2 separate regions of the Homo sapiens genome follow, and region 2 is linked to region 1. The links are chromatin contacts, found by Hi-C or POLR2A ChIA-PET in ENCODE. All regions are on one chromosome and are shown on one strand. The core of a region is the stretch at or near the end of the contact, and the rest is flanking DNA. Distances in the headings are between cores, read along the strand shown.

Region 1 (7,097 bases), core at 728-3,227:
GTGGCTCGATCATAGCTCACTGTGGCCTTGAACCCCTGAGCTCAAGTGATCCGCCTCAGCCTCACAAATAGCTGAGACTACAGGAATGGACCTCTACACCTGGCTAATTCAGGCTAATATTTTAAATTTTTTGGTTTTTTGTTTTAGATGGAGTCATGCTCTGTCGCCCAGGCTGGAGTGCAGTGGCACAATCTCAGCTCACTGCAATCTCCGCCTCCCGGGTTCAAGTGATTCTCCTGCCTCAGCCTCCCAAGCAGCTGGGATTACAGGTGTGCACCACCATGCCTGGCTAATTTTTGTATTTTTAGTAGAGACGGAGTTTCACCATGTTGGCCAGGCTGGTCTCAAACCAGGCGTGAGCCGTGCCCGGCCTAATTTTATTTTTTGTAGATACAGGTGTCTTGCTATATTGCCCAGGCTGGCCTCCAACTCCTGGGCTCAAGCAATCTTCCCAGTTCAGCCTCCCAGAGTGCTGGGATTACAAGCATGAGCTACTGCACCTGACCTTGACTTATTTTTTAAAATCCTAGCTAAATCCACTGAGGTTGGATTTCCTATGATCATTGTCCCTTCCCCTATTGTACAGATGGAGAAACTGAGACACAGAACAGTTTAGTGTCCTGCCTGGGTCCTGTCATAAACAGGCAGAGGCAGGTTTTAAACCCAGGCAGGTCTTCCAGAGTCCTTGCTTTGGCCACTACACTTGAATGCTTTCTTTTATTTTTATTTTTGAGACGGAGTCTCTGTCACCCAGGCTGGAGTGCAGTGGCAGGATCTCGGCTCACTGCAACCTCTGAGCCCAGGGTTCAAGCGACTCTCCTGCCTCAGCATCCTGAGTAGCTGGGATTACAGGCACTTGCCACCACAGCTGGCTAATTTTTGAATTTTTAGTAGAGACGGGTTTCATCATGTTGGTCAGTCTGGTCTCAAACTCCTGACCTCAAGAGATCAGCCCTACTTGACCTCCCAAAGTGCTGGGATAACAGGCATGAACCACCAAGGAGCCTCAGGGGGCTTGTCCCTCCCAGCCTACACCTGTGTCAGACTCTGATTGGGGGCGGAGGTGCCCACCACCTCTGCGGCTTCAGGGGCTGGGGCCTCACTAAGTGGGGCGTTTAGCTGCCTTCCCTCTCCTCCGCTCCCTGCCCTGACTGTCACAGCTAGATCCGGATTCTGTGCCTGAGACCCCCTCATTAGGCCGTCAGAGCCGACGCCACACGCCCCCTCTCCCGCCCCAGGGACTATTTTGGGACGCAGAGCTGTGATCACCAAACCGGAGTGGTGGGGGCCACGGCAGGCCAGTGAGGATCCCAGTCCTGGGGAGAGGGCGCCTTCCAGGAGGCCCTGAGTACTGGCAGCCCCTGATGTCTGCTGGGACTCTCAGACTCTTGAGGTGGGTGGGTGGGGGACCGGTGGCGGCAGGAAGGTGGGTGTTAAAGTCATCATCACCCGTCCACCCCCAGGTCGTCCTAGCCGCACAGAGACAGAGCAGTTTCCTACAGGAAGCGCCGCCGGGCGGTTCCATCCGCTACCCATTGTCTGCGGGTCCGGGGGCCGTGCGTCCCTCCCCAAAACACCATTTCCGTGACACGCTCCCACACCCAGCCCAGCGCGAGGGGCTGGCTGGGGTCCCCAGGCCGTCCCGGGAAAGGGTCCCAGGGCCGGTTGTGGCATTAGGGAGCGAACGAGCCCCGCAGTGAGCTCCCGAAGGGCGAGAGGGGGGCAAGCCCACGCCTCCAGAGCCCCCCACTCTGCTCGCTACCCACCTGGGACTTCCAATGTGGGAGGGGTCCCGGCCAGAGGACACGACGCCCGCCCCGTCGCAGCGGGCAGAGCCCTCAGTGGGGCTGGAAACGCAGCGCAGCGCCGGGTCCCGGTGCGTCCCCGAATCCACCCACCCAGGGGTCCCCCATCCGTGTCCCCGCAAGCTGGCAATTTACCTGAAGCCGCAGCCCCAGCCGCGCCCGCACCCGAGCCCGCCCCCTCGAAGTCCGGGGACTGATTATCAAGGCCTTCGCCCTAACTGACGGCCACGCCAGCCAACCAGCACCCGAGGCTCTCCAAGCCGCCCAGTGGGACGGTGGGGTGGGACAGGCAGGCGGGGCCTGGAATGTAGGGGTGGTGACTGAGGGCGGGCCCTGGAGTGACGGTCGCCGAGCGCTGGCTGGCGGCATTTCTGCACCAGCAGAGGTCAAGTCTCTGCCCAGCGCCGGGCCAAGGAGCTTGGATTTGATCCACAGGCACGAGGGAGCCATGGGAGAACTATGAGTAGAAGAGTAACCCGGTGGGATTTCTATAACTGGCACTTATTTCGCAGTGCCTGGGTGAAGTATCAGGTCCCGGATCTTCCCCACCGCAGGGCCTCTGCACATGCTGTTCCACCTACCTGAAATGCTTTCCCTTGCACCTGTACACGTAGGTACTTTTTGAGGCTCCCCTACTGTTTTTTGTTTTGTTTTGTTTTTGTTTTTTGAGACGGAGTCCCAGGCTGGAGTGCAGTGACACTCACTGCAACCTCCGCCTCCTGGGTTCAAGCAATTCTCCTGCCTCAGCCTCCCGAGTAGCTGGGATTACAGACACACACCACCACGTCCAGCTAATATTTGTATTTTTAGTAGAGATGGGGTTTCACCATGTTGGCCGGGCTGGTCTGGAACTCCTGACCTCAAGTGATCCGCCCGCCTCAGCCTCCCAAAGTGTTGGGATTACAGGCGTGAGCCACCGCGCCCGGCCTTCCCTACTTTCTGAGGTTCAGCTTTTGTGTTGCTGCCCCCTAAATTCCTGACATAGCCCCTCCCCAGTTAGTATTTTTCTCATCACTCTATTGTATTAACCTAATAGCTACTTTTACTATCTGGAAAAAAAAAAAAAAGCAGACTCTGTTATTGGCAGGCGCAGTGACTCACGCCTGTAAATCCAGTATTTAGGGAGGCATAGATGGGAGGATAGCTTGAGCCAGGAGTTGAGACCAGCCTGGGCAACATAGCAAGACCTAGTTCTCAAAACAAAAGAAAACAACAAAACAAAAAGACAAAAACGAAACACTCAGTTATTTATTTGGTTTATTTTTTAATTTAATTTAATTTTTTTTTAGACAGAGTCTCGCTCTGTCCCAGGCTGGAGTGCAGTGGTGCGATCTTGGCTCACTGCAACCTCTGCCTCCTGGGGTTCAAGCGATTCTCCTGCCTCAGCCTTCTAAGTAGCTGGGATTACAGGCGCACACCACCACGCCCAGCTAATTTTTGTATTTTTAGTAGAGACAGGGTTTCACCATGTTGCCCAGGCTGGTCTCGAACTCCTGACCTCAGGTGATCCGCCCACCTCAGCCTCCCAAAGTGCTGGGATTACAGGCGTGAGCCACCATGCCTGGCTGGTTATTTATTGGTTTACCTGCTTGCCATCTCACTAAAGTGTCGGCACCAAGGCCAGGTGGGGTGGCTCATGCCTGTAATCCTAGCACCTCCTGAGGCTGAGGTGGGAGGATCTTTTGAGCCCAGCAGCTCAAGACCAGCCTGGGCAACAGAGTGAGACTCTGTCTCTAAATTAAGTGTCAGCACCATGGGAACAGGAAACTGGTTTTGATAACTGCTTTATCCAGCGACCCTAGTACACAGTAGATGCTTAATAAATGTTTGCTGAAATAATGTTTTCTTTTTCTTTTTTGAGTCAGGGTCTCATTCTGTTGCCCAGGGTAGAGTGCTGTGGCACAATATCTCAGCTCACTACAAACTCCGCCTCCCAGGTTAAAGAGATCCTCCTGCCTCAGCCTCCCAAGTAGCTGGGATTACAAGTGTGTGCTACGCCTAGCTAATTTTTTTTATTTTTAGTAGAGACGGGCTTTTACTACTTTGCCCAGGCTGGTCTTCAACTCCTTGGCTCAAGCAATCCACCTGCCTTGGCCTCACAAAGTGCTGGGATCACAGGCATAAGCCACAGCACCTGGCCAGAATATAGTAATATTTTAAAATGTATTTTAACATCTGATACTTTTTAAAAAAAAACAAAATTCCTGGGCTATTTTAATTGGTTGATTCTTTCAGTTAAAACTGTGGAATTCTGTCGCGTTTCCCCACAGAAACTCCATTGGAATTTTCTTCTTTGTTCCTTTGAGACAAAGTTTACTCTGTTGCCGATGCTGGAGTTCTGTGGCAAGACCTATGGCTCACTGCAGCCTTGAACTCCCAGACTCAAGCAATCCTCCCACCTCAACCTCCCGAGTAGCTGGGACTACAGGCATGTGCTACCACGTCCAGCAGGTTTCTTATTTTTGTAAGGACAGGGTCTCTCTATGTTGCCCAGGCTGGTCGCAAATTCCTGGGTTCAAGTGATTCTCCTGCCTCAGCCTCCCTAAATAGTGGCATAACAGGCATGAGCCGCTGCACTTGGCCTCCATTGGAATGTTTAAAATATATGTGTGTGTGTGTGTGTGTATATATATATATATATATATATATATATATATATAATTTTTTTTTTTTTTTGAGACGGAGTCTTGCTCTGTCACCCAGGCTGGAGTACAGTGGTGTGATCTCCACTCACTGCAAGATCCGCCTCCCGGGTTCATGCCATTCTCCTGTCTCAGCCTCCCGAATAGCTGGGACTATAGGCACCCACCACCACACCTGGCTGTTTTTGTATTTTTAGTAGAGACGGGGTTTCACCGTGTTAGCCAGGATGGTCTTGATCTCCTGACCTCGTGATCTGCCTGCCTCAGCCTCCCAAAGTGCTGGGATTACAGGCGTGAGCCACCGCACCCAGCCCTAAAATATTTTTATTGTGGCCGGGTGCGGTGGCTCACGCCTGTAATCCCAGCACTTTGGGAGGCCAGGGCAGGCAGATCACCTGATATCGGGAGTTCGAGACCAGCCTGACCAACATGGAGAAACTCCGTCTCTACTAAAAACACAAAATTATCCCAGTGTAGTGGTGCATGCCTGTAATCACAGCTACTTGGGAGGCTGAGGCAGGAGAATCACTTGAACCTGGGAGGCAGAGGTTGCAGTGAGCCGAGAGTGAGCCATTGCATTCCAGCCTGGGCAACGAGAGTGAAACTCTGTCTCAAAAAAAAAAAAAAAAAAAAAAAAATATATATATATATATATATATATATATATATATATATATAGTTGTAAAATAAAGCGTCCATAGATGCACACACACAGCAGATTCAAGAAACCACATAAAACAAATGTATACTCTTTCCCTAAGTGGCCTGAGGTAATCTGGGAAAATGGTTCGCTATTTACTTGACCCAGAGAACCCCACAAAATCATGCAAATCAAGAGGTTCAAATCTTCATGTTCACTTGGAGAACACTCATGAAACTGCCCAGGCCATCAAGGGTATGTATATATGAAAATCCACGAAGTATCTGAAAGATGTCACTTTACAGAAACTGTGTGTACCATTCCAACATTACAATGGTGGAGTTGGCAGGTGTGCCCAGGCCAAGCAGTGGGGCTGGACACAAAGTCAGTGGCCCAGAAAAAGTGCTGAATTTTTGCTGTACATGCTTAAAAATGCAGAGAGTGGCCGGGCATGGTGGCTCACACGTGTAATCCCAGCACTTTGGGAGGCTGAGGTGGGCGGATCACCTGAGGTCAGGAGTTCGAGACCAGCCTGGCCAACACGGTGAAACCCCATCTCTACTAAAAATACAAAAATTAGCTGGGTGTGGTGGCACGTGCCTGTAGTCCCAGCTACCAGGGAGGCTGAGGCAGGAGAATTGCTTGAACCCGGGAGGCGGAGGTTGCAAAGCCGAGATTGTGCCACTGCACTCCATCCTGGGCAGTAGAGCGAGACTCCGTCTCAAAAAAAAAAAAAATGCAGAGAGTAATGCTGAACTTAAGGGTTATATGTAGATTCTCTGGTCATTGAGCATATCCAAGTGAACAAAGTACCTAAGATGCGTCGCCAGACCTACGGAACTCCGGTCGGATTAACCCATGAATGAGTTCTCCCTGCCACACTGAGATGATTCTTACTGAAAAGGAACAGATTTTTCCTAAGCCAGAGGAGGAGGTTGCCCAAAAGAAAAAGATATCCCAAGGCCGGGCGCAGTGGCTCACGCCTGTAATCCCAGCATTTTGGGAGGCCGAGGCGGGTGGATCACCTGAGGTCGGGAGGTCGAGACCAGCCTGACCAACATGGAGAAACCCCATTTCTACTTAAAATATAAAATTAGCCGAGCGTGGTGGCGCATGCATGTAATCCCAGCTACTCAGGAGGAGGCTGAGGCAGGAGAATCATTTGAACCCGGGTGGCAGAGGTTGCGGTGAGCCGAGATCGCACCATCGCACTCCAGCCTGAGCAACAAGAGTGAAACTCCATCTCGGAAAAAAAAAAAAGAAAGAAAAAGATATCCCAGAAGAAACTGAAGAAACAAAAACTTATGGCATGGGAGTAAATTCAGCATTAAAATAAATGCAATTAAAAGTAAAAAACAAAAACAAAAAACAAAACAAAACCAACAACAACAACAAAAAACCCCACAAATGTATAGTTTAAGGAGTTCCTCCAGGGGGTAGTTCTCAACCAGGAGTGATTTTGCCCCATGGGAGAATGTTTGACAATATCCAGGAGCACTTTTGGGTAATGAGGAGGCGGGTGTTTTTGGCCTCTAGAGGGCGGAGGCCAGGAATGTAGCTAACCACCCTGCAATGCACAGGCCATCCCCAAGGACCAAGAATTATGTGGCCTGAATGTCAAGAGTGCTAAGTTTCAGAAACCCAGTGCTGAGATGAAGGTCATCGTCGCCTCCACCCGGGCCAACCAACTGCACTTGCCAGCTACCCCAGAAGCGCCTCCGTGGACTATGTCCTAGTCACAGCTGCCCCTCACTCCCTAAGTAACCACTGTTTTGTGACTTTTATTTATTTGTTTGTTTATTTATTTATTTATTTTTGAGACAGAATCTCGCTCTGTTGCCCAGGCTGGAGTGCAGTGGCATGATCTCAGCTCACTGCAGTCTCCTGGGTTCAAATGATTCTCCTGCCTCAGCCTCCTGAGTAGTTGAGATTACAGGTGCCCGCTACCATGACCAGATTTTTTGTATTTTTAGTAGAGATGGGGTTTCACCATGTTGACCATGCTGGTCT
Region 2 (7,326 bases), core at 206-2,705, 270 kb after region 1:
ACCCAGGCCTGGCCATTCCTCCAGCCCCTCCTCCCCGAAGGCAGGAGGGAGGTGGCCAGCGTGGGGGAGGGTGCCAGGCCTGGAGGAGGAAATGCCTCCGGGAAATGGAAATGGCTTAGAAACAGAGGCTCTGTCCCATCCCATCCCATCCCGGGGATCCTGAAGGGACCCTAAGCTCCACACCCAAACCTCTCCGGCCAGGCTGCGGGGACAGGGCCGACGGAAGGTCCCCCGTGGAGGCCAAGGCCGCGTCTCCCCAGGCAGAGGCCCCAGCCTGCCGGCCTCCTCCCGGCTGCACATCTGGCCGGGCCGGCAGGAGGCAGTCCCTGCCGGAGAGCAGACAAAGGCCCAGCCGGGGCCTGCGGGAGGAGGGGGCCGGCGCCCGGGCTGGTCCCCCACAACCGGCCGCTAATTAAAGGCCCTGAGCCCGACCGCTGGAGACACCCTGAGACAGACGGCTGTGGCCTCACTGACCAACTCAGGGGAAGTGGGCGGCGCCACTCCCACACCCAGACACACAAACACACACTGGCAGCGACACACACCCCGCGCAACCAGAGACCGGCGCTCGGGCACTGTAGACCCACAAAAGACGCAGGACGCCTCCACCGCAGACACACACGCCGACAGGCTCAGTGCACACTCACACACCCGGAGACAAACACATGGAGACACACAACCACACACTCCCAGACATGTGTAAACACACACTCATTTACACGCGCACACACGGGACAAGACAGAGAAACACGCGGACACACAAATACACGCACCCGGGGCCTACACAAACAGAAACACACACATACATACACAGACAACCCAAGGAGACAGACACACAGGCCTACACGCTGACACATACACACTCATTTGCATGCTCACACCAAACCAGAGACAAACTCACAAGTCCCACAGACCTAGACACCCCCCCACACCAGACACACACACACAGGTATTTACACACTCATCACGGTCAGAGACAAACGCACACATGCTTGGGGACACACACACAAACCCAGACACACACACACTCGCCTCCAGATCTGCGCGCACATAGCAAACCCCTATGCGCACACACTGTCCAAACACACAGACACACAAGAGACTCATCCCCAGGCACTGACACACACATGTAATGCACAACCACTCTGCCCCTACGTGGACGGACACACACACACACACACACACACAGCGCAAACAAACCCACGGCAACCCCGGGCGTGATCAGTGGCGCGCGCACTTGCGGACCTCAGGCACCGACCGGAGTCGCACAGCGGGATGCCCTCCCCCATCCAGGGCACCACAGCCCCACGCCCTCACAGCCCGATGCGGACACACAAAGTCCCACTGAATCACGCACCCCCGGGCCCCCCGCCCGCGCCGCTACCTGCGCCGCGCCCGGGGCCTCCGCGCCGTCGCCGCCGCTGTCTCGCCGCCCCGCGCGCGCAGGAAGGGAGGGAGCGAGCGAGCGCGGCGGCGTGGCCAGGGGAGGGGGCGCGGGGAAGGCACTTCCTGAGCCGCCTGCCAGGGTTATAAAAAAACCCCCAAACTGCGCGCGGCCAGAAACCCCGCCCGCCTGCCGCCGCCCGGCCTGGGCCGCGGGCTGGACCCCAGCCAGGGACCCGGGAACTCGGGCCGCCCCGCCCGGGACCAGCGCCCCCGCCGCGTGGGAGGGGGCTGGGGAACCGCGGGGGGCGGGGAGGGGACGAAGCGGGAGAAATCGAGTGGCGGCGGGGAGAATGGGTGGGGGAGGGGAGAAAGAATCAGGTGGGGGATGGGGATGGAGGCAGAATTGGGTGGGTGGGGGTTCGGGGAAAGGGAGGAAGAGAAGGGAGAGGTTGGGGGAGGGGGAAGTTTGAATGGGAAGGGGTAGGGGGAGATGGAGGCCTGGAGGAAGGGGCTGAGTGAGGTGGGGGGAGGTGGGGGCCTGGAGGAAGGGCTGAGTGGGGTGGGGGGAAGTGGGGGCCTGGAGGAGGGGCTGAGTGGGGTGGGGGGAGGTGGGGGCCTGGAGGAAGGGGCTGAGTGGGGTGGGGGGAGGTGGGGCCCTTGAGGAGGGGCTGAGTGGGGTTGGGGGAGGTGGGGCCCTGGAGGAGGGGCTGAGTGGGTTGGGGGGAGGTGGGGGCCTGGAGGAAGGGGCTGAGTTGGGTTGGGGGCCACGGGAAGGAATGGAGGGGGGTAAGGAATGGGGCTGGAGGGGGGATGGGAGCATGAGATGCTGGGGTTGGGGAGGGGAGAGCCCACTTCCTCGCCAGCCTCTGCGGCATCAACAACAGCTGTTATTTATTGAGGGCTGGGCCTGGCTCAAACAAGCATTTATTGGGCGCCTCCCGTGTGCCAGGCACGGTGCCCGGGGCGGGAAATAAGTCCCAGCTCGGCCCCGCCCTCTCCGAGCTCTCAGGGGGGTTTGATCGGTCCTGGGCCTGGCCTTGGTCTCTGTGCCTTAACTCCTTTGCGGTGACGTAGGCTCAGCTGGTCCCATTTCACAGATGAGGAAACTGAGGCCACAGAGATGGGGAGAGTGAAAATTCTGTTGGAACCGGAGCCCTCTTGGTCTTGGTCACTCTGGGTCTCGCTCCATAAAATGAACGAATGCGTGAATGAGGAGGACCTGGATGGTTGGGGCAGGGCTGGGATTTGAATCCCAGGCGCCTGGTACAGTGCCTGGTTCCAGGGAAGGGCGGTGACCCCCAGGCCTCACAATTGCAGGCATTTCCCAGGAACGCCCCCCCCCAGGGAGCTGGCCAGAGCCTTGGCCTTGGCTTTGTCTGAGTCTGGGTTTACTCATCCACACAGTGGGGGTAATAACAGCCTTCCCAGGGCTGGAGTAGGGGGTGGAGGAGGGGTTTCATTCTGCAGCAAAGATTTGTTGTTATGTGCTGGGTTCCAGGGACACAGCTGAGACCAGGAGGGCAGCTTCCCAACTCGGAATTTTTCCTTTTGAACTTGGAATGACCTGTCATTACTCACGCATACAGCAGGTGCTGCATAAATACCAGACTCCTGGAGTTCCCACCACACTACCTTACCCCAACCTCCTGGGACTCCAGGCTAGACCAGAGGTGCAGCCCCCACCCTCCTGTTTGCTCCCCACACTCCCTCCTTCCCACCAGGGCCTCTCGGGCCCCCATTTGAGGAACGAGTCTAAGTCAGCCATTTCTGGCCTCTGTTAGCTGTTCTTCTACTACCTATGGGGCCCTCTTTCTCCATCAAAGAGGTGGTGGCTTCCTTTCTTTGCTGTAGATACTAAAGGCTCCCACTGTTAGCCTAGTGACTGGTCCAGCCACCTGTCCCTACTTTTTTTTTTTTTTTTTTTTTGAGATGGAGTCTTGCTGTGTTGCCCAGGCTGGAGTGTGGTGGTGTGATCCTGGCTCACTGCAACCTCCGCCTCCCGGGTTCAAGCAATTCTCCAGCCCCAGCCTCCCGAGTAGCTGGGTTTACAGGCACCTGCCACCATGCTCGGCTAATTGTATTTTTAGTAGAGATGGGGTTTTACCATGTTGGCCAGGCCAGTCTTGAACTCCTGACCTCAAGTGATCCGACCACCTTGACCTCCCAAAGTGCTTGGATTACAGGCGTGAGCCACTGCACCCAGCCCACCTGTCCCTCCTCTTAAGGATGGGTGGTTTCCAGACCGCACTGGGAATTTCAGGGTTGCTTTGAGCCAGGCGCTCCTAGGTTCTGGCACTCCTAGGTTCTGGCACTCCTAGCTGTGAAACCTCTCATTATAATTACTCTGTGAAACTTTGACAGTTCTACACCCACTACTTCCCACCACAGCCCCAGACTTCACTGGGGTGGGGGGGTCTCTTTATTTCCTCAAGGGCGTGTGGCCCTCTAGGGCCTGGCCGATTGTTTAGGGGATGCACCTTCCCCACCTGAAGCCTCCAGTGAGCTGTGTTGAGGCATTTGTGATGAGTCTTGGGAAACAAACTTTTGTGTCTTTTTCTTTTTCCTTTTTTTTTTTTTTTTTTTTTGAGATGCAGTCTCGCTCTGTTGCTCAGGCTGGAGTGCAATGGCGCGATCTCGGCTGACCACAACCTCTGCCTCCTGGGTTCAAGCAATTCTCCTGCCTCCGCCTCCCGAGTAGCTGGGACTACAGGCACGTGCCACCACGCCTGGCTAATTTTTGTATTTTTAGGAGAGATGGGGTTTCACTATCCTTGGCCAGGCTGGTCTCAAACTCCTGACCTCGTGATCTGCCTGCCTCGGCCTCCCAAAGTGCTGGGATTACAGGTGTGAGCCACCACACCCGGCCCTTTTCTGTCTTTTTCTTTTGAGACAAGATCTTGCTCTGTTGCCCAGGCTAGAGTGAGGTGGTATGATGATAGCACACTGCAGCCTCGAACTCCTGAGCTCAGATGATCCTTCTGCCTCAGCTTCCTGAGTATCTGGGACCACACATGTGAGCCACCATGCCCGATTAAGTTCTTTTTTTTTTTTTTTTTTTGAGACAGAGTCTTGCTCTGTCGCCCAGGCTGGAGTGCAGTGGCGCGATCTCGGCTCACTGCAACTTCCACCTCCCGGATTCAAGCGATTCTCCTGCCTCAGCCTCCCAAGTAGCTGGGATTACAGGCATGAGCCACCCACGCCCGGCTAATTTTTGTATTTTTAGTAGAGATGGGGCTTTGCCATGTTGGCCAGGCTGGTCTTGAACTCCTGGCCTTAAGTGATCCGCCCACCTCAGCCTTCTAAAGTGTTGGGATTACAGGTGTGAGCCACTGTGCCTGGCCTCAAATTGTAGAGACAGGGTCTCTCTCTGTTGTCCAGGTTGGTCTTGAACTCCTGGCCTCAAGCAATCTCCCTGCCCCGGCTTCCCAAACTGCTGGGATTTACAGCTGTGAGCCAACAAGTCTGGCCTGACTTCTGTGTCTTGAGTGGGATGGATTTGAAGCTGAGTCCCTATCTTAGACAACAGAGGGAGGCCTCTTATAAGAATGAAGCCAGCTGGGAATGTGGGTTCACTCCTGTAATCCCAGCACTTTGGGAGGCCAAGGCAGGTGGATCGCTTGAGCTCAGGAGTTCGAGACCAGCCTGGACAACATGGCAAGAGCCCATCTCTATTAAAAAATACAGAGAAATAGCCAGGGCGTAGTGGTGCATGCCTGTGGTCCCAGCTACTCGGGAGGCTGAGGTGGGAGGCTTGAGTCCAGGAGGTGGAGGTTGCAGTGAGCTGAGATTGGGCCACTGCACTTCTGCCTGGGTGATGGAGTGAGACTCTTTCTAAAAAAAAAGAGAAAAAAAAAGTTAAGTAAATAAATAAAATAAAAATAAAAAATGAACGAAGTCACCAGATGGAGCAGATGGAGGAGAGTAATGGCCTTGGGGCCATCATCATTTGAGCCCTGAGCAAGCTGTTCCTGAAGCCCATAGATGGGCTTTAATCCAGTCACACTCTTTATTGAGCACTATATTGTATCAGGTGCTGATCCAGGTACTGGGGACATGGCAGGAACAACAATCTCCATCCCACAAAGGTCACCGTCCTGCCTCAAGGCCTTTGCACTTGCTGTTCCCTGTGCCTGGAACACCCTCCCTCCCCAACCCCCTTATTCCATGGCCAGCTCTGTTTTGTCTTTGCAAATTTTTTTTTGTTTTTGAAACAGAGTCTTGATCTGTCACCCAGGCTGGAGTGCAGTGGCGTGATCTGTGGAGTGCAGTGGCACGATCTCAGCTCACTGCAACCTCTGCCTTCTGGGTTCAAGCGATTCTCCTGCCTCAGCCTCTTGAGTAGCTGGGATTACAGGCGCATGCCACCACGCCTGGCTAATTTTTGTATTTTTAGTAGAGATGGGATTTTGCCATGTTGGCCAGGCTGGTCTCAAACTCCTGACCTCAAGTGATCTGCCTGCCTCAGCCTCCCAATGTGCTGGGATTGTAAGCGTGAGCCACTGCACCTGGCCATCTTTCAAGTTTTGACTCAAACATCGTTTCCTTAGGGAGGCCTGCACTGATCCCCTCACTTCAACATGACACCCCAACGGGCTTCCTTTCCCACTCCCTGATTTATTTTACTCTTAGTGTGAGTCACTACTGGACCTACTCTATGGAATACTTATATCTGCTGGCTTCCTGTGTCTCCCACCGGAATGCCGGCTCCGTGAGGGAAGGGGTTTTTGTCTGTGTGGTCCACAGCAGTATCCTTGGTGCCTAGCAGGGTCTCACCCACAGTTAGTGCCCACCGTTGAATAAATAGGCTCACTAGTAAATAAAAGGGCTCTCAGAAGAGGTGACAATGATGTTGTGGTTTGAATGTTAAGAAAGAGAGCCTGTTACTGGAAAAAAAAAAATTAGCTGGGCATGGTGATGCGTACCTGTAGTCCCAGCTACTTGGGAGGCTGAGGCGGGAGGATCACTTGAGCCAGGGAATTCGAGGTTGCAGTGAGCTGTGAACATGCCGCTGTACTCCAGCCTGGGAGACAGAGTGAGACCCTGTCTCAAAAAAAAAAAAAAAAAAAAAAAAAAAAGAGGCAGTGTGAGGGTGAAGGCGTTCTAGGAGGAGTGCACAGTAACTGCAAGGTTCCTGTGCCCATTCTCTTTTTATTTAAACCAGTCTGGACTGACTTAAAAGAAAAAATTGTTTTTCAGATTCTTTGCAACCTTTAGAACCCGGAGTGGTTGTGCCTAGGGATGCAGTACTGCAGCTCTGCCACAGGAGGGCGCAATGGAACTCCATTGTTGCCCTTGGAAAGTAGGAACTAGGAAAATAGAAGTAATGATAATCGGCAGGGCGCGGTGGCTCACGCCTGTAATCTGTAATCCCAACATTTTGGAAGTCCGAGGCGAGCGAATCACGAGGTCGGGAGTTTGAGACCAGCCTGCCTAACATGGTGAAACCCCGTGTCTACTAAAAATACAAAAGTTAGACGGGCGTGGTGGTGTGCACCTGTAATCCCAGCTATTCAGTAATCCCAGCTACTCAGGAGGCTGAAGCGAGAGAATCGATTGAACCCGGGAGGCGGAGGTTGCAATGAGCCAAGGTCGTGCCACTGCACTCCAGCCTGGGTGACAGATTGAGATTCCGTCTCAAAAAAAAAAAAAAAAAAAAAAAAGAAGAAGCAATGATAATGGTGATAATGATGGTGATGGCGATGGAGCAGGGGCTGTGAGGTCTGTCTTAACTTCACGACAGCCTTACAAGGTAGGTGCCCATTTTGCAACTGAGGAAACTAAGCCCAGAGAGGTTGAGTAACTTGTTCAAGGTCTCTCAGCTAGGATTGGTAGAACCAGAATAGAGCAACCAAGGTAAAAGTCACCCATAATTTGACCATTTAGGGGGAAGGCAGGTGAACTTTGAGGCTGAAGACCTTCCCCTAGGATCGGGGGAGGAGG

What was found. Hi-C counts contacts between places; a loop is a spot of excess contacts on that map. ChIA-PET counts read pairs that join two places held with the same protein, here RNA polymerase II (POLR2A). Pooled maps may share reads with other maps.
Region 2: a loop to region 1 is called in a pooled map, with 2.6 times the contacts of the local background. The contact joins the promoter of ADAMTS10 here to the promoter of KANK3 in region 1. A Hi-C loop is called at or near these places in 1 of 168 maps with a recorded cell type or tissue (naive thymus-derived CD4-positive, alpha-beta T cell) and 6 of 50 pooled maps. POLR2A ChIA-PET finds 5 or more read pairs at or near these places in 3 of 52 experiments (A673, HEK293T and activated naive CD4-positive, alpha-beta T cell).

The regions. Positions count from the first base shown.
Region 1 is chr19:8,341,285-8,348,381 of GRCh38, forward strand. It overlaps KANK3 (KN motif and ankyrin repeat domains 3), which reads right to left and starts at 1,978. Exons shown (of 11, transcript NM_198471.3): 1 at 1,941-1,978. It also overlaps the pseudogene LOC100129682. RefSeq lists an enhancer at 1,421-2,212.
Region 2 is chr19:8,609,260-8,616,585 of GRCh38, forward strand. It overlaps ADAMTS10 (ADAM metallopeptidase with thrombospondin type 1 motif 10), which reads right to left and starts at 1,456. Exons shown (of 26, transcript NM_030957.4): 1 at 1,385-1,456. RefSeq lists a silencer at 354-776.